7 separate regions of the Homo sapiens genome follow, and all the other regions are linked to region 2. A link is a contact called in ENCODE Hi-C or POLR2A ChIA-PET data. All regions are on one chromosome and are shown on one strand. Each heading gives the region's core, a stretch centred on a gene start or an enhancer-like site at or near the end of the contact. The rest is flanking DNA. Distances are from core to core; before and after follow the strand shown.

The links. A loop is a pair of places that touch in the nucleus more often than their neighbours do. ChIA-PET counts read pairs that join two places held with the same protein, here RNA polymerase II (POLR2A). Pooled maps may share reads with other maps.
Region 1: a map of naive thymus-derived CD4-positive, alpha-beta T cell shows a loop between it and region 2 (8-fold over the local background). The contact joins the promoter of NUMBL here to the promoter of C19orf47 in region 2. A Hi-C loop is called at or near these places in 1 of 168 maps with a recorded cell type or tissue (naive thymus-derived CD4-positive, alpha-beta T cell), 1 of 37 single-sample maps with no recorded cell type and 7 of 50 pooled maps. POLR2A ChIA-PET finds 5 or more read pairs at or near these places in 1 of 52 experiments (H1).
Region 3: a pooled map shows a loop between it and region 2 (3-fold over the local background). The contact joins the enhancer-like site here to the promoter of C19orf47 in region 2. A Hi-C loop is called at or near these places in 4 of 50 pooled maps. POLR2A ChIA-PET finds 5 or more read pairs at or near these places in 4 of 52 experiments (B cell, BJ, HEK293 and 1 more).
Region 4: a loop to region 2 is called in a map with no recorded cell type, with 9 times the contacts of the local background. The contact joins the promoter of ZNF546 here to the promoter of C19orf47 in region 2. A Hi-C loop is called at or near these places in 3 of 37 single-sample maps with no recorded cell type and 9 of 50 pooled maps.
Region 5: a loop to region 2 is called in a map with no recorded cell type, with 22 times the contacts of the local background. The contact joins the promoter of ZNF780A here to the promoter of C19orf47 in region 2. A Hi-C loop is called at or near these places in 1 of 37 single-sample maps with no recorded cell type and 8 of 50 pooled maps. POLR2A ChIA-PET finds 5 or more read pairs at or near these places in 1 of 52 experiments (activated CD4-positive, alpha-beta T cell).
Region 6: a pooled map shows a loop between it and region 2 (6-fold over the local background). The contact joins the enhancer-like site here to the promoter of C19orf47 in region 2. A Hi-C loop is called at or near these places in 1 of 37 single-sample maps with no recorded cell type and 4 of 50 pooled maps. POLR2A ChIA-PET finds 5 or more read pairs at or near these places in 2 of 52 experiments (CD8-positive, alpha-beta T cell and Panc1).
Region 7: a pooled map shows a loop between it and region 2 (13-fold over the local background). The contact joins the promoter of PSMC4 here to the promoter of C19orf47 in region 2. A Hi-C loop is called at or near these places in 2 of 37 single-sample maps with no recorded cell type and 12 of 50 pooled maps. POLR2A ChIA-PET finds 5 or more read pairs at or near these places in 1 of 52 experiments (Caco-2).

Annotation. Positions count from the first base shown.
Region 1 is chr19:40,689,158-40,691,963 of GRCh38, forward strand. It overlaps NUMBL (NUMB like endocytic adaptor protein), which reads right to left and starts at 1,494. Exons shown (of 10, transcript NM_004756.5): 1 at 1,303-1,494. The coding sequence starts at 1,326. COQ8B (coenzyme Q8B) reads right to left here. Exons shown (of 15, transcript NM_024876.4): 15 at 2,373-2,806. RefSeq lists enhancers at 1-724, 398-447, 1,663-2,600 and silencers at 1,287-1,626, 1,947-2,186.
Region 2 is chr19:40,347,134-40,350,152 of GRCh38, forward strand. C19orf47 (chromosome 19 open reading frame 47) reads right to left here and starts at 1,264. Exons shown (of 9, transcript NM_001256441.2): 1 at 1,191-1,264. It overlaps PLD3 (phospholipase D family member 3), which reads left to right and starts at 1,562. Exons shown (of 13, transcript NM_012268.4): 1 at 1,562-1,635. RefSeq lists a silencer at 1,139-1,228 and an enhancer at 1,219-1,508.
Region 3 is chr19:40,633,166-40,635,865 of GRCh38, forward strand. No RefSeq gene overlaps it. Among named protein-coding and RNA genes, the nearest start is that of LTBP4, 33 kb to the left of the region's middle. Within about 2 kb of position 1,451, at least 8 of the 41 ENCODE cell types and tissues checked have a DNase peak (open chromatin) inside an H3K27ac peak, as active enhancers do.
Region 4 is chr19:39,995,281-39,998,309 of GRCh38, forward strand. ZNF546 (zinc finger protein 546) reads left to right here and starts at 1,780. Exons shown (of 7, transcript NM_178544.5): 1 at 1,780-1,877; 2 at 2,581-2,635; 3 at 2,968-3,029. RefSeq lists enhancers at 928-1,429, 1,415-1,594, 1,430-1,929, 1,602-1,896 and a silencer at 2,715-2,814.
Region 5 is chr19:40,089,521-40,092,220 of GRCh38, forward strand. ZNF780A (zinc finger protein 780A) reads right to left here and starts at 1,423. Exons shown (of 6, transcript NM_001142578.2): 1 at 1,386-1,423; 2 at 646-715. RefSeq lists an enhancer at 1,156-1,697 and a silencer at 1,245-1,574.
Region 6 is chr19:39,939,952-39,942,662 of GRCh38, forward strand. It overlaps the pseudogene PRR13P5. Among named protein-coding and RNA genes, the nearest start is that of FCGBP, 6.7 kb to the left of the region's middle. RefSeq lists enhancers at 1,718-1,797, 1,898-1,987. Within about 2 kb of position 1,385, at least 12 of the 41 ENCODE cell types and tissues checked have a DNase peak (open chromatin) inside an H3K27ac peak, as active enhancers do; they include CD8-positive, alpha-beta T cell, where a contact is called at or near this core.
Region 7 is chr19:39,969,554-39,972,460 of GRCh38, forward strand. PSMC4 (proteasome 26S subunit, ATPase 4) reads left to right here and starts at 1,612. Exons shown (of 11, transcript NM_006503.4): 1 at 1,612-1,685; 2 at 2,593-2,691; 3 at 2,816-2,907. The coding sequence starts at 1,650. It overlaps LOC124904720 (a long non-coding RNA gene), which reads right to left and starts at 1,418. Exons shown (of 3, transcript XR_007067260.1): 1 at 1,327-1,418; 2 at 801-883. RefSeq lists enhancers at 932-981, 1,482-1,871, 1,896-2,575.

The DNA.
Region 1 (2,806 bases), core at 244-2,743, 340 kb after region 2:
CACGTCCTGTCAGTCACACGCATGCCCACCCCCAGACTCAACACATACTGTCACATACCCAGTTATAGTTACCGAGGCATACAAACACAGGGTCACAAAAGACACAATCACAGACAACCACAGTCACAACCATGCACACCTCCAAACACAGACAGACTAAAAAGTACAGGATTCTGCACAGTGAGCAGCTGTCACACACACATACACAGTCACACAGATACTAGGGTCACAGACACAATCATAGACACCACCACAAGCACACACACACGACACAGGATTCCTCAGTCACCAGCTGCAGCGTACGCGTGCACACACACACACACATACACAGCCACAGTCACACAAACACAGGGCACACTCCTAGCCACCTCCCCATCGCTTGCTTCCCCCCTTCCCCCCAGGTACCACACACAAAGCCGCCGTCACCGTCACCGCAGACACTGCAGACAGACAGGGCTGCACCCGGTCCCTGGGGAGCCGCCCCCAGCCCAGCCTGTATCCTGGAGCCTGAGGGCCAGGTCCAGGAGGGGGAAGCGGTGCATTGTCTGCGGGTGGGGCCACTCTTGGACAGCTGGGCAGCCCTGGGGACAAAGGGGGTGGCCTAGGGATCCTGTGCCCTGGGACCCATGACCAAGCCAGGGGGTGGAGGGATTGGGGGTTGCCTGAAATTGTCCTTATTTTATTCAGGCTGGGGTGGGGTGGAGTCCCAGGCACAGGGACCTTGTTTTGAGAAGTGGCTGTGCCTGGGACTCCGCCCAAGGATTGGGGGGATGCTGTGCCCAGGGTGCCTCTGAGACCTGGGGGCAGGCTGTGCTTGGAGTCCCCCTAGGCCTTGGCGTGGTGGGAACGCTGTACCCAGTGACCCCATCCTCGAGACCGTACCTAGGCAGTTGTTGTGCTGAGACCCCCTTAGGCAGGGAGAGGTAGGGATTGTGTCTGGAATCGCGTCCTGGAGGCCTTGGTTTGATACGGGGGCTGTGTCCCCGACCCCATCTCCATCCCCATCTAGTTCTAGGAGTTGTACCTAGAATCTCTGTACCCCTGTCCTTGGTTTTGTGGGGGGTCTGTGTCCAGGATCCCTATTTCCAGGGCCTTGGCAAGAGATGGCCCAGGGGTCTGTGCCCAAGACCCCGGTCTCCTGGGCTTTGGCTTGTTGGGCCTGTTCCTGGACCCCCACCCGGGACCACCCTCTCCAGCCTTGGCACCCTCTCTCCATCCGGGCGCCGCGGCCGCCTCCCACCCTCCGCCACATCAGCAGCGGCGCCGCCCCCGACCCGAGCCCCCCTCTCCCGCCCTTCTCACGCTGGCCGCCGCGCTGCGGGACATCCAGGGCCCGGGCGCCCCCGCCTCCCGCGGCCCTGGCTGGGCCTGGCTCCCCGACTGCTGCTGCTGCGGTGGTGGCGGCGGCAGCTCGGTCTGACGCCGGCCAGGGCCCGGGGCCGGGGGATGGTGCGGGATGCACGCGCGCGAGCCTCCTCGGCTCCCGGGAGGATTCCGTTCCGGGGGCGGGGGAGCGTCCCTCGGCCTCGGCTCCCCGCCCCGACCCCGCCCATTGGCCCGCCGCCTGCCGTATATGCAGAAAGGTCCCGCCCCGCCCCGCCCCTTGGCCTGAAGACCCCGCCCACACGCAGACACCATCCCGCCTTCCCCGGCGCGGCCACCGCCCCGCCACGCCCATTGGCCAGTCCCGAGCTGAGCATGCCTATGAACATCGCCGAGTCCTTTCCCCCGGTCCGTCCTGGCCTGGGCTCCCTTTCCCTCCGTGACACCTGACCTCAGATCCCCTCCAGCTCCGCGTCCGAAAGAGTTGCTTCTAGAGGCGCCTTGCCGCCCCACACCCCCAAATCTTCCCGCTAACCCCATGGTTCCCCAGCCCGGCGGGGGCGGGCAGGAGCGGTGACGAGGCACTTTTTGCAAGGAAGGGGAGGGGGTGTGAACAGACCAAGGCGTCCTGATGCGCGATCGGTTCGGCTTTGGGAACGGGGGCGCCGGGGTGGGACCAGGGCGCGGTTCTGGCCGCTACGGCGCCCCCGCCGCCCCCTACGCCAATCCTGTGGGTTTGGCAAAGCAGCTGGCAGGGACATTAGAGCCCATTAGTAAAGGCGAGGTTGCCAGGAGTGAGGGGAGGGAGCCCGCAGCCAAGAGGCACTGTGTGTGTGGGAGGCCTCAGCTGCCACAGCCCTTAGAGCAGGTGGTCAGCACGTGGGGGGGGGTGGGGAAGGCGAGAAGGAGGTTCCCGGCAACAGATGGCACAGGCAGGGCTGAGGCTTTCAGACAAGGGGGTGCAGGGGGGCTGGCCATCTGCACCTGGAGGCCGCTGGCGAGCTCCTCCCCCTCTCCCCCCAACCCTAGCGCAGAGAAAAGAGCTGGGGGAAGGGGAGGGCTGCTTTTATTCCGATTGAAGATTCAGCTCCCCCCCACCCCGCACCCCTACCTCTCCAACACACTGAGAGGCTGGAACCCGGGAGAAGGCAGCTGTTGGAGGAGCGAGGGAGGCAGAGGTGAGGACTGCCTCCAGGACCATCTCGCCTTCCACGGGAGGCTTGAGGCAGAGGTGAGGGCTCCCCCTGATGAGTCTGATCTGCATAACGACATGCAGCGGCCCAAGGCTCCCTCAAATGTTGGCAAAGATAAGTTAACCGCTTCCCTGGCTTAGTTTTCGGATACCCACTTTCGAGTGGGGAGGTGCAGGATCTAGGGCACGAAGTTGGGAGTTCCCCAGCCCCAGGGATCCTGAGCTCCTGGGCCAAGGAGGAGAGCCAGGCAAGACTGGGAAGCCCAAGGGGGCTCCTCTGACCCAGGGCAG
Region 2 (3,019 bases), core at 14-2,513:
TCTTTCCATTTCAGTGTACAATGTAATGGGCTGTTCAGTTTCCATTGTATTTTACCTGAACTTTTCCTTCCTCTCATGGCCAGCAATGCTAGTTTTCCATTGAAGACAGCAATGCGCCGGGCACGGTGGCTCACACCTGTAATCCCAGCACTTTGGGAGGCAGAGGCGGGCAGATCACCTGAAGTCAGAAGTTCGAGACCAGCCTGACCAACATGCAGAAACCCCGTCTCTACTAAAATACAAAAAAAATTAGCCGGGCGTGGTGGCGCATGCCTGTAATCCCAGCTACTCGGAAGGTTGAGGCAGGAGAATCCCTTGAACCCAGGAAGCGGAGGTTGCGGTGAGACGAAATTGCACCATTGCACTCCAGCCTGGGCAACAAGAGCGAAACTCCGTCTCAAAGAAAAAAAAAAGAAGAAGACAGCAATGCAAATTTGCCTTCTCAAATTAACTTACTGGGGAAAAAAATGCACTAGTCATTATCAAGAAAAAGAAAAAAACTAGTACTTCAGGACTCAGCAAAATTGGTCAAATAGTAAGTGACAGGATGTCGATTTCCCCGGCTCCAATTCTAAGTTTTTCCTATTGCTGTCTCTGAGCTTTCTCCCCCAGCTTCCCTGGAATTCCCAGCTACACCAATGACTCTCAGAATCATTATCATTATAGTCCCAATCCACGAGCTCTCACTGTGCCAGCCCCTCTGCTTAAAATCTTTACACACACAGATTTCATCAGAATCCTCAAGACGACCCTATGATATTGGGACTATCTGCTCTCATTGTACAGATGAGAAAAAACGGGGTTCAAGGAAGCGAAGACACAGGCCCCACTGCCGCACAGTGGAGCGGGACTTGAACCAAAATTCGACGGCTTCCAAACCCAACAATTTTTCATACTAAGCGCTCAAACATCAATACTAATAATAATAGTATAGTAACGAAGTGAGCGTTATGCGGAGGCGCTGAGCTAAGGCATCCAACGTACACGACCTGACTTCTCACTCCCATTTATAAAGCCGGTGATACAGTCGGATTCTAACCCCCATTCCACAGGGGAGGAAACTGAGGCTCAAAGAAACAAATCGTAAGTCCGAAGCCGTACAACGGAGCCCGAACTGAGTCCAGACACCCGGACGCCACCCGTCCCTACCGCAACCGGCCCAGTCCCACCACCCCCGGCCCGCGCCTCACCTGGCCCACCGGGCCCGCGCCCACTCGCGCCGCCCGCCCTCCCTCCCGGCGGCGCCAACTGTCAGACACTCCTCCCCCGGCCCGGGCTGCCCGCCCCGGAAGCATCCTCTCACCGCCGGAAGCTGAACTGACTCGTCCGCGGCCGCTCTACCCCAACAGGCCGCCACCAGCGAGAGTGCGGCCATAACCATCACGTGACCGCCCACCGACACCAGCGAGAGTGCAGTCGTAACCGTCACGTGACCGCCCACCGTCGGCCCGGCGCTCCCCTCCGCCCGAAGCTAGCAAGCGGCGCGGCCAATGAGAAAGGCGCATGCCTGGCCCCCGCCGGCCTGCAGTCTAGCCGTAGTGCGCCTGCGCGCGGCTAGGAGGGGCCGTCAGGCGGGGATACAGCCTGGAAGGTGCGTGTGGGGCTGGGTCTCGGAGTGGGAGACGTGGAGTGCAGGTACTGTGCGATCTGGGGGCGCGGCGCCTCGGCTACCCTCCTCGTGTTGTCTTCCACGCTATAATGCATGGAATATAATATATATTATATGGAATATAATATATGGAATATAATATATATAATTATAGCGTTGTCTTCCACGCTATAATTTATGTCGTCCTCGGTCTCTTTATGTCACCATTCCTCTCCTTCTGTCTCATCCCACTTAAATCCTCACAACTCCTTCTGTCGCCATCACCCTCTTTAAATCCTCACAACTCCTCTTGTTGTCATCAACGCCCTTAACTCGCTTTCGTTCCCTGTAAGCCCTCTTTGCCACCATAGGTCGTAATCGCTCCCTTTAAATTCGTCATCGCCATATGTTACCTGCATCCTGCTTTTGTTGCCATTTCTCCTTTATAAAATCCTCATTTCTCTTTAAACCCTCATCATACCCCCAAGTCACCTTCGCATGGCTACTGTCCCCATCGCTCTTCTTAAATCGCGCTAATGCAACTCTTACGTCATCATTACCCCTTGTGTCTTTGTCCCTCCCTTGGCATCACTGTTCCTCTGACCAGTCACCATCCACTCCTCATGCTTCCAGTTTTCCCCATAAGGAGCCACCCAGCCTTACAGTTATTTTTCTTCCCTCCGTGTCTTCGTCATTTCCCCGTGTCACATCTCACATAACATACGGGGTACTGCAGCCCATTACCTGGGGTGTGTCAGAATCCCAGCCCCACCACTACACCTCTGGATACCTTGACTGCCTTATGGCACCTTTCCAATCCCAGCTTCATCTGCAAAATGCACACGGGGACATCCACATCAGGGCTGAGTGTGACGATTCTGTGAGTTTATTCTTGTGGTAGGCTCAGCTTGACATGGTGTTTTTGGCTAATATTGTTATTAACCATGTCACCCTCGGCCGGGTGCGGTGGCTCATGCCTGTAATCCCAGCACTTTAGGAGGCCAAGGTGGGCGGATCACCTGATGTCGGGAGTTCGAGACCAGCCTGATCAACATGGAGAAACCCCGTCTCTACTAAAAATACAAAATTAGCCGGGCGTGGTGGTGCATGCCTATAATCCCAGCTACTCGGGAGGCTGAGGCAGGAGAATGGCTTGAACCGGGGAGGTGGAGGTTGCAGTGAGCCGAGATCGCGCCATTGCACTCCAGCCTGGGCAACAAGAGCGAGACTCCGTCTCAAAAAAAAATAATAATAATAGGCCAGGCGCGGTGGCTCACGCCTGTAATCCCAGCACTTTGGGAGGCCGAGGCGGGCGGATCACCTCAGGTCGGAAGTTCGAGACCAGCCTGACCAACATGGAGAAACCCCATCTCTATTAAAAATACAAAATTAGCCAGGCATGGTGGCACATGCCTGTAATCCCAGCTACTC
Region 3 (2,700 bases), core at 201-2,700, 290 kb after region 2:
AAACACCTAACACAAGGCCTTGGTGGGGAGGAGTGTCAGACAAGGAGTGGCTCAAGGCTCCACAAAGGGGTGACAGTTGCACAAAACTGTCTGTACCAAAAATCATTGAATTATACACTACACATGGGTGACTTGTGTGGTATGTGAATCATAAGTCAATAAAGCCCTTCTTTAAAAACGCCGACTCTACAAAGCGTTTCAGAAAGTTACCCTCCAGCTGATACAGGGAACCCGACCCAACCACTAATTCCTCAGTCATTCATTCAACAAATATTTTCCTGCTTTGCAATAAGTGAATTCGAGGAACACAAACTTTAACCCAGCCTTGGGGGGTGGTTAGGGAGGGCTCCTGGAGGAGGAGATGTTGGAGCTGAGAGTTGATTACTGTAGGGAAATGAGCAAGATGAAAGGGGTGGAGGTGCCTATAATCCCAGCTACTCCGGAGGCTGAGGCAGGAGAATCTCTTGAACCCGGGAGGCAGAGGTTGCAGTGAGCCAGGATTGCACCGCTGCACTCCAGCCTGGGCAACAGAGTGAGACTCTGTCAGAAAGAAAGAGAGAGAGAGAGAGGAAGGAAGGAAGGAAAGAAGGAAGGAAAAGAAAGAAAGAAAGAAAGAAAGAAAGAAAGAAAGAAAGAAAGAAAGAAAGAAAGAGAAAGAAAGAAAGAAAGAGAGAGAAAAAGAAAAGAGAAAGAGGTGGAGAACCATGTTCCAGGTGGAGGGGACAGCACTTCCGAAGGCCTAGAAGTAAGAGAGCAAGTGTCTGTTAGATGTCTTTCCTTTGGTATCTAAGGCCTGTATTGGACAACAATGGTGACAATCTTGGTGCCTGAGAAATCCCAGGCCCTTGCCTTCATGGGGGACACCGACACATCACCACACATGAGAGCCTGTGCTGTATGGGGGAGGCACAGGCAGGGGTCAGGCTGCGGTGGGGGAAGATCAGAGGGCATGCATGCCCAGAGGAGACACTTGATCCAGTCTGAGAGATGATCAGGGAAGGCTTTCTGGAGAAAGAGACAAAGCTCTGAACAGTCTCTGTTTGGGCGTCTAGATCCCTTTGAGAATCTGTCGAAAGCTCATTCACAGAAGAAAAACTCACACAAACAAAGGTTGCAGGCAATTTCCAAGTATTCTCATCCTTCCTCGGAATCTTCTGTGGGTATCCCATTCCCACCCCGCCCCCACAACCACCTTGCTGCATAAATGTCCCAGGAATTGCGACAGGGCTGGCCAACAGTGCTGGAAAACTGCAATCGAATTTCAGCATCCTGGGAGTGGGATCTTTCTTCTGAGATCTCGCCCGCCGCCGGGCCTGGAGGGTGTGCCCCATGGATCTAATTGTTATCCTGCCTGCATCCCCTGCACTAACCCCCAGACCTGGCGTTGGGGCTTCTGGCACTGGCCGGGACCGACGCGTTCTCCTCTGGAATGTTCAGAGGGAGGTAGTCCAGGCGGTCACCGCGCTCGCCAGACAAGCAACGCAGCGCCCCCCGATGGCCACCGCGCGCCGGCGCAGCCCAAGCCGGCTGCGCCCCCTAGTGGCCGATGCTCGTAAAGTCTTCAGCGAGCCCCGAGCTTTTGCTAGCCAGCCCTTGGTTTTGCAGGCTGGGGTCATCGTCGTTGTCATCGTTGGCATCATCATCATCATCATCATCATCATCATCATCATCAATAGCTAGTAGGCTTGGCGTGGTGGCCCACACCTGTAATCCTAGCACTTTGGGAGGCCGAGGCAGGTGGATCACTTGAGGCCAGAAGTTCGAGACCAGCCTGGCCAACATGGTGAAACCCCGTCTCTACAAAACAGTACAAAAAAGCAACCGGGTGTGGTGGTGGGCACCTGTAATCCCAGCTACTCGGGAGGCTGAGGCATGAGAATAGCTTGAACCTGGAAGGCGGAGGTTACAGTGAACTGAGATCGAACCACTGCACTCCAGCCTGGGCAACAGAGTGAGACTCTGTCTCAAAAAAAAAAAAAAAAAAAAAGCTATGATCATCCAGGCAGTGATTCATGCCTGTAACCGCAGGGCTTTGGGAGGCCAAGGCAGGAGGATGTCATGAGGCCATGAGTTCTAGACTAACCTGGGCGACAGAGCAAGAGCTGTCTCTATAAAACAAAACAAAATGCTATAGACCAGACGCAGTAGCTCACACCTATAATCCCAGTGCTTTGGGAGGCCAAGGCAGGCGGATCACCTGAGGTCAGGAGTTCGAGACCAGCCTGGCCAACATGGTGAAACCCCATCTCTACACTTTGAAAACCACTACTTTAACTGTCTCTCCCACAGGGAGAGCTGCCTCCTTCACTCTCAGCTCATTTGGTTCACATGTTGACCCTACTGGAAGACTCCAGACCTGGCCAGTGAGAGAATCCCTTCCCTTCAGCCTTTGCAACTGGCTTAGGGACAGGTGTGTCCCTGAAGCTGGACTGATGAGCATTGGCTCTGGAACTACTGCTGATTGTTGAAGAAGGGGCTTCCTAGACATACTGTGCTGAAAGGGCACAGGCTTGGAACACTGGGTTCTTACATGGGAGAAGAGCTGGCCTGAAAATGCAGCCAACACGAGGGGAAGCAGCGCTGGGAGAGGAACAGAGAGACTGGTGCCTGGCGCACGTCATCTGCACCTCTGTCTCACCCTTCTCCAGAACATTTCTTTGCATCTTACATCAAATTTGTCAGCAAATTCTGTCGGCTCTA
Region 4 (3,029 bases), core at 530-3,029, 350 kb before region 2:
GTGGTATCTCAGTGTGGTTTTAATTTGCATTTCTCTGATGATTAGTAATGTTGAGCATTTTTTCATATGGACACTTTTTTTTTTTTTTTTTAAAGATGGAGTCTCACTCTGTCACCCAGGCTGGAGTGCAGTGGCGCGATCTAGGCTCACTGCAACCTTCGCCTCCTGGGTTCAAGCAATTCTCCTGCCTCAGCCTCCTGAGTGGCTGGGATTACAGGACCCACCACGCACCACCACACCCAGCTAATTTTTGTATTTTTTTAGTAGAGACAGGGTTTCACCACGTTGGTCAGGCTGGTCTCAAACTCCTGACCTCACGATCCGCCCACCTCGGCCTCCCAAAGTGCTGGGATTATAGGCATAAGCCACCGTGCCCAGCCTTATATTGACACATTTTTAAGGGATTTGGGGGGGGGCAGGGGTTCTTTGCAACAATGTAAACATCCAGTCCCTCATCAAACTTTCAATTTTTTTTCACGTACTAATTTATATCAGTTTGGAATTATGATTCCCTCTGTTATTTAATGGGTTTTAATCTATAACTAGCATTATTTATTTTGATGCTCAAACCATGTCAAGTTTGGTCAGTGGAAGTCCCTTCAATCTGGTTTCCATGTCCTTTGAACACGTCCCCACCATTCTTTGAGCACTGCCTTACTTTCAAGCACAAGATGTTCCAAGTTCATTCTGAACTTTCCCTTCCCCAGCTCTGGAATCTGCCATTTCTCCATGGAGCCTTGCTCCTTTCAGTGGAGCATGGTATTTAGGAACCAAGGGCTGACTGCCTAATGTGCTTTCCAAGTATAATTTCCTCAGTCCAAGCTTTTCAAATTGATCTGCCAAAGACCCATTGCCAAAGATCCATTGCCAGAATATAAGAGTGGAAGGAAATTCTTAATATTTTTTGAAAGTTACTATTATTTTCATTTTTCTCTTTGTAAAAAATTCATTTAATTCAATATAAAAAGACAAAAATCTTTGGCACATAAATCGCAACTCTCTGATGCAAATGTTTAAATAAAGCTGATACTCCAAGAAGACGCAACATATTCTCTTTATCCCACAGACATATAGGCCTATGGTTGCAAACTTTTATACACACACAGAGTCACAATTCCACTGGCACCCGTGATGTTCCACATCCAGATTTTCCAAATCACACATTCTCATCTTCACATAGCCTTGCCGGCAACCACACGGCATAGTACCACATTGTTACGTCAAGCACAGCCAGTCTACCACAGAGCCTGTCGTCCCATTGACCAAAGTCACAAAAATCACAGCCCCGGGTATTTACTGTGGTTTTCTCCAGTCAGATCCCTTCACTCACTACACACTGACTCACACTCAAATTACACACACGCGGAAACACAACCCGCCAGAGCCAGAGAGGTTCCGTCGGTCCCGCAACCCTCACAGTGCCACACACACGCGCTCACAAGGCAAATACAAATGGCCAGGCACTCATTCTTTACAATACACATATTAAGCGCCTATTATGTACTACACGCCGGGACTACCTCAAGAGGTGAAACAAACAAAATCCTGCCTGGCGGAGCTATCGCCCAGTCCCGCACGCACTCGGCCTCAGGGTCACACTCGGCGGTCCCACGCTCAAGTGGCCCGGCCAGTGGCCCAGAGGCGTCTGTTCTCCTCCTCAGCTTCCTGCGTGGGTTCCTGGTAAGTGAGTCGAACCCGCCGGATGCGCGCGCGCCTGCGCCTCCGCCCAAAAGGATCAGTTTCCGGCTGTGGACTACATTTCCCAGAAGCCCCTTGGGCAGTGTTGCCTGGACCCCAAGGGCCCTTTACATTGCGTTCTTAACGGTTCAGTCACCTTAACCGTTATTATTCACTTGCGGGCGAGAAGTCCGAGCTAGGTGAGGCGGAACGGGACTCTTACGAGTAGGACTGGGGATAGAACTGCCGCCCAAAGTGAGGCGCTCCAGGGCCCAGACCTGGCGTGTCGTGCCCGCAGGGAGCCTCAGGCCTGTGCGTGCTTGGGGAGCGGAGAAGGGAAATTGTGTGACAAAATGTGGCAGACGGTGTATGTGTGTGTGTGCGCGCGACGGGGCGCCTGTCAGGACCGGGTTGGGCGGGTGTGGGTGCGGGTGTGAGGCTGAGACAGGTGCCTGGCTCTCTGGTGTGTGTCACTGACCCTCTACCCTCCTCACGGCCTCGGTGTTTGCACACAGCAGTGTCCCCAAGAGGGAAGTCAAATATCGAGCTCTGGGATGAAGGTTCCCAGCAAGAAGGTACAGACCTGGGTTGGCGATTGGACTTTTGAATTAGAAGTGTCCCTAAAACAGACTCCTGGGACGACAGGTTGGAAGACTGCGCAGTTGGAGCCGCTGTGTGGGCAGCTGCATGTTTCAGAACCACTGCATTCCCATACCTTTGATCTAGAAACCTGGTGTGAGTTCAGAGACAGATCCCAGCCTCACTCTCACACAGCTGTTATGTGCGTGAGGTCAGCACAGATGTGGCGCTGGAGGGGATATTCTAGGTCGGTCTGTGCTCTTAAGAAAGGCCTGCTGTCTCATGATTATTTTTCTTCCCCCATTCTGCTATTCATCAAAACAGGGATCCTGAAAAGGAGGGAACAATTGTTGTAGCAGGTCTAAAAGTTCAGGTCCAGGTAAGTTTATATTTCCTTTTTATTCATAAAATGGAAATCACACATTCTAATCCTCACACAGCCTTGCCTGCACCCAGTCATACGGCGTGGTACCACACTGCTATGTCAAGCACAGCCACAATCTACCACAGAGCCTGTCACCTCATTGCTCACAGTCACAAAAATCACATCCCCAGGTACTTTCTGTAGCTTTCATTTGCATTTTTCCCTTTGAAGAAGTTCATTTGATTCAATCTAAAAAGACTAAATTATTTGTCACATAAATTGCAACTCTCTGGTCTATATCTTTAAGTAAATCTTTAAATAAATGCATAAAATGTTTTTGTTTTTAGGAAATGGAAACATTGCTTTGCTTTTCCTGAATTGTCCAGTGACCTATCCCAGGCCTTCCTTT
Region 5 (2,700 bases), core at 173-2,672, 260 kb before region 2:
TATTAATTCATTCTAATGACAGAACCAATATTCCAACCCAGATACTCTGGATCCACTCCCCTATTCTTAACCACAACAGTGTACTGCCTCTCACAGTACACACACACACACACACACACACACTCACACACACACGCCTAAAACACAACTGGAGCTGCCAAACCTCAGAGAGATCTGGCAAGTATTACAAATATCATCTCATGGACTCCCTGGAAAAATCCTGGCTCTTGTTGATACCAATTTCTGTGCGGTCACTTTTCCACTACCGAATGCCTCACAGGCAATGGAGATCATCCAACCATCTCCATTCTTCCCTGTTTTGAAAAGGAGGTCTGTAAAGACCAACTGATGTCTAGTGTGTGATTCCACCTAAACACTAATCTCCTCCTTCCCAAATATGGGTCTAAAATGGAGCTTTAATATTAACTACTGGAGGTGTATTTCTATACCAGCTTCGAAAAAGAGAGCGCACAGGAAGGTGTGAACGATTTGCCAAATTGTTTTGTGACTATTAAGTGGAAAGGTGAAGGAGGGGGCACGAATCAATTTGCATATCCCCCTAGTTTCACTGAAAATTTAAGGGGAAATCTCAATATTCTAAAATCAAAAACGCATGTCTTGAACAAATACAAAGCACAAACTCACCCTTGACTTTAGGTGTGCAGCAGTAACGCTCTCATCCTCCTCCAGGTCCTTCTTTTGGATAAAAATACGACTGGAGAAGGATACGGCAAGCGTGAGACTCCAGGCATTTCTTGGAGCGCAGACTAAGTTTGAAAACACCCTCCCTCCATAGCCACAATTTCCCTCACTTCACACGAAATAGGAAGGAAGTAAAAGGAAGAGGAATCGATTCAACCAGTACAACCAGTTTGGAGCTGGTTTCTGGGGACAGAGCTCTGAGGACGCTGTGGTTCTCAACATGTAGCTGCCCCCCTGGGGAACACTCGGGGGCACTTCTGCGCTTTCTTGTGTAAAGCTTCATTCTCGGCTCAATATCTGACCTCCCTACTGGGGCCATTCCTCTGCTGCAGTCCCCGCAGCTGTGAAGCGGAAAGAGGGAGGAAGCAGCAGGAGCCTAGGGGCACCGGCACAGTGTCACTCAGCAAAGTGCGCTGCGTCCACACGCCCTCCCGGGCCTGTGCATAGAACCTCACGCACACACTCACAGTCCCCTCCGTCACTCATGATCTCACAATCCCCCTCCTCTGATACCCGCGCACACACACGCCTGGGGATCCGGCAGATCCCGTCTGCACCCCCGGGTTCCTACTCTGAGCGCCTCCCCCTAGGCCACCCGCACTGTCGGGTCAGTCAGGCTGGAGCCCCAATCCGCAGAGATCTCCCGCAGCCACAGATCTCTTCCTCAGACGTGAAGACCTTACCCCGCTATGTCGTCGACCCCGGAGACCGGAAGTGGACTGGCGCGGTGGCCGCTGGGAAATACAGTCCCGAACAGAAAAAGCCTCAGAAGCCTTGAGCTGTGATCCGTTCAGGTTGATCCCAGCATACTATGGGGGCTGACCCCTAAGGGAGCCGAGCCTAGTGGATTCGTGGGAGTTCCAGCCCGCGGGGTGCACAGGTTGTTGCCATGAGCAAGGATCCCCATGTGAGAAGAGCGTTTCCCTCTCGGAGCGTCAGTATAATTTACTTTTTCTCTCCATGGAGAATGCAAATGAGCAGAACTTTTAAAGAAGAAAGAAGAATTTAAAGTAAAATTATGTCAACATGTAGGTGCTTTAACTCCTTTGTCTCAGACCCCAGCGATAGGCTTCCACTTCTCTGTGCTATTTGAAGGGGACTTAGGATAAATTTGAAAAGCTTGAACTAAAGAATTGGTTGGTTATATACTAGGAGAGGAAGTGTGGTTCACATTGGAGATTTCAGAATCAAATGTCCTGGATTCTTCGAGACAATGTTCCTGTTATCTGGAGAGAAAAACGTGATTCAGGACGACATGGAAACGGATAAAAATACACAGATAATTACTTGCCTTATCTTGAAGGATGAATAATTAACACTTTGTTAAAATAGTATAAACAAATGCAAAAAAGGGCTTGCTTTTCCTAGGAAGAGCCTGATTTCACTGTTGTAGTCTAACAATATTTAACTTTCAAAATCATTTTTCTAGTTTCCTATGCTACATAAGGAGGAAACATGTAATAATAAAGAGCAAAACGTCTTTTCATTCCAGAATTGTGACAGAAAACAAATAAGATGATTAACTCAACCATATCAATAATCACATTAAATGTAAATGGTCTAAACACCTTAATTTAAAAAGATTGTCAGATTGGATTTTTTAAAAAGTCAGACCCAAATGTGCATCAATGATAGACTGGATTAAGAAAATGTGGCACATATACACCATGGAATACTATGCAGCCATAAAAAGGATGAGTTCATGTCGTTTGTAGGGACATGGATGAAGCTGGAAACCATCATTCTGAGCAAACTATCGCAAGGACAGAAAACCAAACACCAAATGTTCTCAGTCATAGGTGAGAATTGAACAATGAGAACACTTGGACACAGGGTGGAGAACATCACACACCGGGGCCTATAGTGGGGTCGGGGGAGGGGGAAGGGATAGCATTAGAAGATATACCTAATGTAAATGACGAGTTAATGGGTGCAGCACACCAACATGGCACATGTATACATATGTAACAAACCTGCACTTTGTGCACATGTACCCTA
Region 6 (2,711 bases), core at 135-2,634, 410 kb before region 2:
GCCTGGCCAACATGGTGAAACCCTGTCTCTAATAAAAGTACAAAAATTAGCCGGGCATGGTGGCGGGCGCCTGTAGTCCCAGCTACTTGGGAGGCTGAGGCAGGAGAATCACTGGGAGGTGGAGGTTGCAGTGAGCCAAAAGCACACCACTGCATTCCAGCCTGGAGGACAGAGCGAGACTGTCTCAAAAAAAAAAAAAAAAAGATTCTCAGCAGATAGTTATTTTCTTTCAGCACTTGAAGAGTATTGCTCCAGGCTTTCTTCTCCATGGTTTTTGATAAGAAATTTTTTGTCATTTGATCAGTGTTCCCTATAGACAATTTATAATTCCTCTCTAGCTGCTTCCAAGATAGTTTCATTGTTTGCCTTTGTTTTCATAAGTTAGTTATACTGTGTTTTGGCATGGAATCCGTCAGATTTATTCTGTTTAGCTTCTTGCATCTGTAGGTTTATGTCTTTTGCCAAATTTGGGAAGGTTTGGTCATTATTCTTCAAATATTTTTCAGCCCCACTTTCTTTTCTCCTTCTGTTAATCTGATAATACAAATGTTAGCTATTTTATAATTGTCCTGCAGGTTCTCTGAGCCCTTGTTAGTCATTTTCTGTTTCTCTTTTTTAAAGTTGATTGTCTCTCTGTTTTTTGGATTGGGTAATTTTTATTGTTCTATCTTCAAGTTCACTTCTTATTTCCTTTGTCATAGTTGCTCTGCTCTTGAGCCTTTCCAGTGAGTTTTTATTTTAGTTATTGTATTTTTCAGTTTTATCATTTTCATTTGATTCTTTAAGAACATACTTTCCATTTCTTTGGTGAGATTTTCTTTTCTTTCCCATCTTTGCAAGGAATTTCTACTTGCTTGGTGAAACATTTTTATGATGGCTACTTTAGATCTTTGTCAGATAATTCTAAAATCTTTCATCTCAGTGTTAGATTGTTGATTGGCTTTTCTCATTCAAGTTGTGATTTTTCTGGTTGTTCATATTATGTATGATTTTTAAATTATATCCTGGACATTTCTGGTATTATGAGAGGAGACCCTGGATCCTATTTAACTCTTCCATTTTAGCAGTCACTGTTTTTAGGTTAGCATGCAGGTCCTGGCCTACTTTTGTGTGCTATGATTCCAATGACAATTTAGTTTTCAGAGCCCTTGCATTATTATTCCGGTCTATTTCATTTGCCTGGTGCTGGTTGAGCTCATACCCAATTCCTGTTAGTACCACCAATGGAGGTTAAAAGCATTTTCTTGGGGCCTGCTTGGTGCTGCTACGTTAGGAGTAGGAGACACTGGCACAAAAGGGTGGAGAGTACTTCCCTGGGCTGCGTGGTGCCAGCAGGGCTCTTCCTTCATCTCTGCCATCCACTAGGGTGGGGAAAGCACCTACCTGGGTGCTTTCTGCCGCTGGATAGGGGGCTGGGGAGATGCTGGATCTAGACCACGTCCTGTCGTTGGGTGGGAAATTGAGAGATGCTGGGCCACTGAGATGTTTCTCGAGTTCTAAGGCCCTTGTCAGTTTTCCTTCTTTTTATCTTTCAGAGTCCTCTTAAGAATGTCTGTTATGTTATTCCAGGGTTTTTAGCAGAGAGGAGCCAGGAAAAATAAATCTATGTCATCTTGACAGAGATGTTACCATCATCCTGGCTTGTTGTAGTCTCCTAAGATAGAAATCAAGTGAGATTACCAGACACAGTATTAAAGAGAAAAAAAAAAAAAAGTTTGTTTCCGTTTGTGCAGAAGGGAGGTCAGCACCGTGAAAGGAAAAGGGTAGGCTGCTCCCCACAGGGAGCAAGTCGATCTGTCTTGTAGGGGTCCAGATGCCATGATGTGCCTGTCATCATGTGTTAACAAGGGATTTCTTGGCGCCTGCACAATGGTTCAACATGGTTTTTCATACATTGCATGTAATATTGGCATTTTAAATCTCTACCTCTGAGCATGATTTTTAGCATTGAAATAAGGAAATTATCACTGTAAGTTGAAACCTAAGCTGTTCCTGTGGCTTCCTGGGGAAGTCCCTAAGCCCCTAAAGCAGGAACTTGTGGTTAATAGCTTCTTGGGCCTCTGATGCTGACTGGCTGGAGGTTAGGTATAGAACAGGAATTAAAAGAAATAAAGAATGTGTAAGCAAAACTTAGTTGTATGTAAGAAAACCCAATTCCCCCTGAGGAAGAGAAAGAGCTGGAGTCCTTTAAAATTAACTGCCTGTTTTTCTATGGCTAGTGAGCCTTATCTCTCCCTTTCCCAGGCATTGTGAAGACTCTGTTTCTCTAGCTGTGCAGCTGTAAGATCACTAGACAGATAATCTCAAGTCGTAAAACATGCTGTTCCTTGAAAAAAAAATGATATAATGCATGTCTCAATTGAATGACTGTCTTTGTTTCTCACTTCTGTGATATGCTTCCCCCTGCACAGATCTCCCCCAGCCCCACGAAATGCTTAAAAGGTAGCTTGACTCTTTGTTCAGGGCTCAGTCCTTTGGATGTTAATCTGACTGGGTCGGTGCACCTGAATAATTAAATAATTCCTCCTCAACCCCACGGTCTCTCTGATTCCTTAATTATCCTGCTGCAGACAAGCTACAGCTTGAGTAAGGGGCTTTTGTTCTTTTTCACTAAACCACCTCAAAATAGGAAGCCAGCCAGCTGTCTCACTCCCAGCCAAGAGATTTCATTCTCCTTATTCTTTTTTTTTTTTTTTTTTTTTTTAGACCAG
Region 7 (2,907 bases), core at 362-2,861, 380 kb before region 2:
CAAAAAACATTTTAAAATTAGCAAGGCGTGGTGGCACACGCCTGTAGTTCCAGGTGCTTGGGAAGCTGAGGTATAGGATTGCTTGAGTCTGGGAGGTTGAACCTGGAGTGAGTAGTGATCTCACCACTGCACTCCAGCCTGGGCAACAGAGCAAGAATCTCTTTCAAAAGATATATTTTTAAAGGCTACATGGGGTGGGTCATGCCTGTAATCCCAGTGCTTTCAGAGGCTGAGGAGAGAGGATAGCTTGAGGCCAGCAGTTGGAGACTCTAGTGAGCTATGATCGTGCCACTGCACTCCAGCCTGGGCGACAGAGACTCTAGCTCTTAAAAAAAAAAGAAAAAAACAGATGAATGATAACCTTTAGAAGGGATCGGGAGGCCGGATGTGGTGGCTCACGCCTATAATCCCAGCACTTTGGGAGGCCAAGGCAGGCAGATCACTTGAGGTCAGGAGTTTGTGACCGGCCTGGCCAACATGGTGAAACCCTGTCTCTACTAAAAATACAAATATTAGCCTGGGCAACAGAGTGAGACTCCGTCTCGGGGCGGGGAGTGGAGGGGGGAGAAGAAGGGATGGGGGAAAGGGGAGCACATGAGGCTTCTACTGTTTGGTTTTGCGATCTGGATTCAGGTTGTATGGGCATGTTCACTTTGTGTAATTTTGTCGAGCTGTAATGATTTGTGCTCTTCTCTTTATTTAACTTCAATAAAAGGTTTACTTAACAAAAATTGTAGCTGGTGTGAAGGGTAGCAGTGTTTCCCTGGGGCCAAGAGTACAGGCTTTGGGGACAGACAGACCTGGGTCCCAATCTATGCTTTGTCCCTTCGGCACATTGTTGACTGTGGCTGGTGGCTTCGTGGCTCTGAGCTTGTCTCCTTCTCTATAAATGAGGAAACATAATACTTGCGACGATGATGCCTGTAAAGCTTAAGCGCAGGACCTGGCATAGATCTGTAAGGCGGAAACCTGGGATACAGAACTAAGGTCTATGGATCTCCTGTGCTACCCAACTTCTGGGCACTCGCTGCCTCCTTTTCCCCAGCCCAGACGCGTGGGTTCTACTCGATTGGTTGCTCACTGCGGGCTCGGGGCTCCTCAATCCCGGGGTAAAGCCCAGTATGAAATGTCACCTTCAGGGGCAGCTCGGATCTTCCCACGCCCGCGCGGCGCACAATCTTTGGATCAGCGCCACGTGGAGACCTTACCCGCCCGTACGATCAATCCCTTCTGTGGAACCCAGCTCAAGGACCCTCCAGCCCAGACACTAGAAAGCGAAGAGCAGTTGGCCGCCAGACTGTCCGTGCCAGAGCTCTGCGAACTTACTCCGTTGAAAGAGCAACGGGGCTGCGCCACCTCCCGGAGAGAACCCCCAGCCCTCCACGGCAGGGCGAGATGGCGCCACCGCGTGATACTGCGCACGCCCACAGCTCCCGTCCCGCCCTCGCGCCTGCGGGTACGGACAGCGCATGAGCTTATGTTGAGGGCGGAGCCCAGACCAGCCCTTCGTCCTATCCTGCCCTTCCAGCACCTCTCAGCCGTAACTTAAACTACACTTCCCAGAAGCCTCCTCAGCCAGGGACTTCCGTTGTCGTCAGCGGAAGCGGTGACAGATCATCCCAGGCCACACAGAGGCCGGCTTGGTCACTATGGAGGAGATAGGCATCTTGGTGGAGAAGGCTCAGGTACAGTGGGGACTTGGGCTTTTTAGTCCGGGCCGGGCTCGCGGGGAGAGGGTGAAGCCAGACCTGAGTGGGGGGAGGAATGGCTTCCAGGACCCCGGCCCAGGTTGGGGTTATTTTAGAGGCCTCGGTGGAGAGCTTTGTGCCATTCGAAGGCCTGTCTGGGTGGCCGAGTGATGGTAGGAGGTAAGGCTCAGAAAGCGGGGCTGGGGGAGTGAGTGACGTTAGTGGGTCTTTGAGACGGATTGATTTCGAACCCTGGCCGGTAGTGCTTAGTGAGGTCGGTGGCCCGGCGTTGGGATTGGGTCAGGCGGTGAGTGATATATGGGATCCCGCCGTGCGGCCGAGTGATCCCCGGGTCTGGGCTGCGGGGCTGACTGATGTTCAGGGCTTTGCTGATGGGGGTAATGGGGCGGGTAGTTAAGTATTATCTGTGGCTTGCCTGAGTGATATTTAGGTCTAAGGTGAGTTAGGAGACTGTGACATAAGGGATCTTTGAGGGGAAACTGGGGAATGTTGGGACTCGTTGAAGGCGCAGTCACTTTAACAGCCTATCTAGGAGAGCCATGTGACATTAGGAACCTCTTGAAGGGGATTGGGTGGCATTTGGGTCTGATAAGGAGTTGATGTGACGTTTAGATCCTAGTTGGGGGTTGTGTGACACTGGGGACATGTTATGAGTGGTATATGATAACATAAGATCTGTTTGAGGGGCAAGTTGACATAAAGAGCTTGTTTAGGTGGCCAAAAGGTTTCCAGGATCTATTTAGAGGGTCTTAAGATATCAGGGGTCTGTTAGGGGCTAAGTGACATCAGGGTGAAGTGGGGAGGGGAACAAACATTAGTGAAGTTGGGAAGCTTTCATGAGAGGACTGTCTTCTTCCAATGTGAGTTATCCCCTTTCGTCTAGGATGAGATCCCAGCACTGTCCGTGTCCCGGCCCCAGACCGGCCTGTCCTTCCTGGGCCCTGAGCCTGAGGACCTGGAGGACCTGTACAGCCGCTACAAGGTACATTCGACCCCCAACCCAGACCTTGCACAGGACCTGACATCTCATACTCTTCCCCACTTTCCACCACTCTCTGGATCAGCAAGTCTGGAGCCATCCCCTTCTGTCCCCTCTCTGCTCGCAGAAGCTGCAGCAAGAGCTGGAGTTCCTGGAGGTGCAGGAGGAATACATCAAAGATGAGCAAAAGAACCTGAAAAAGGAATTTCTCCATGCCCA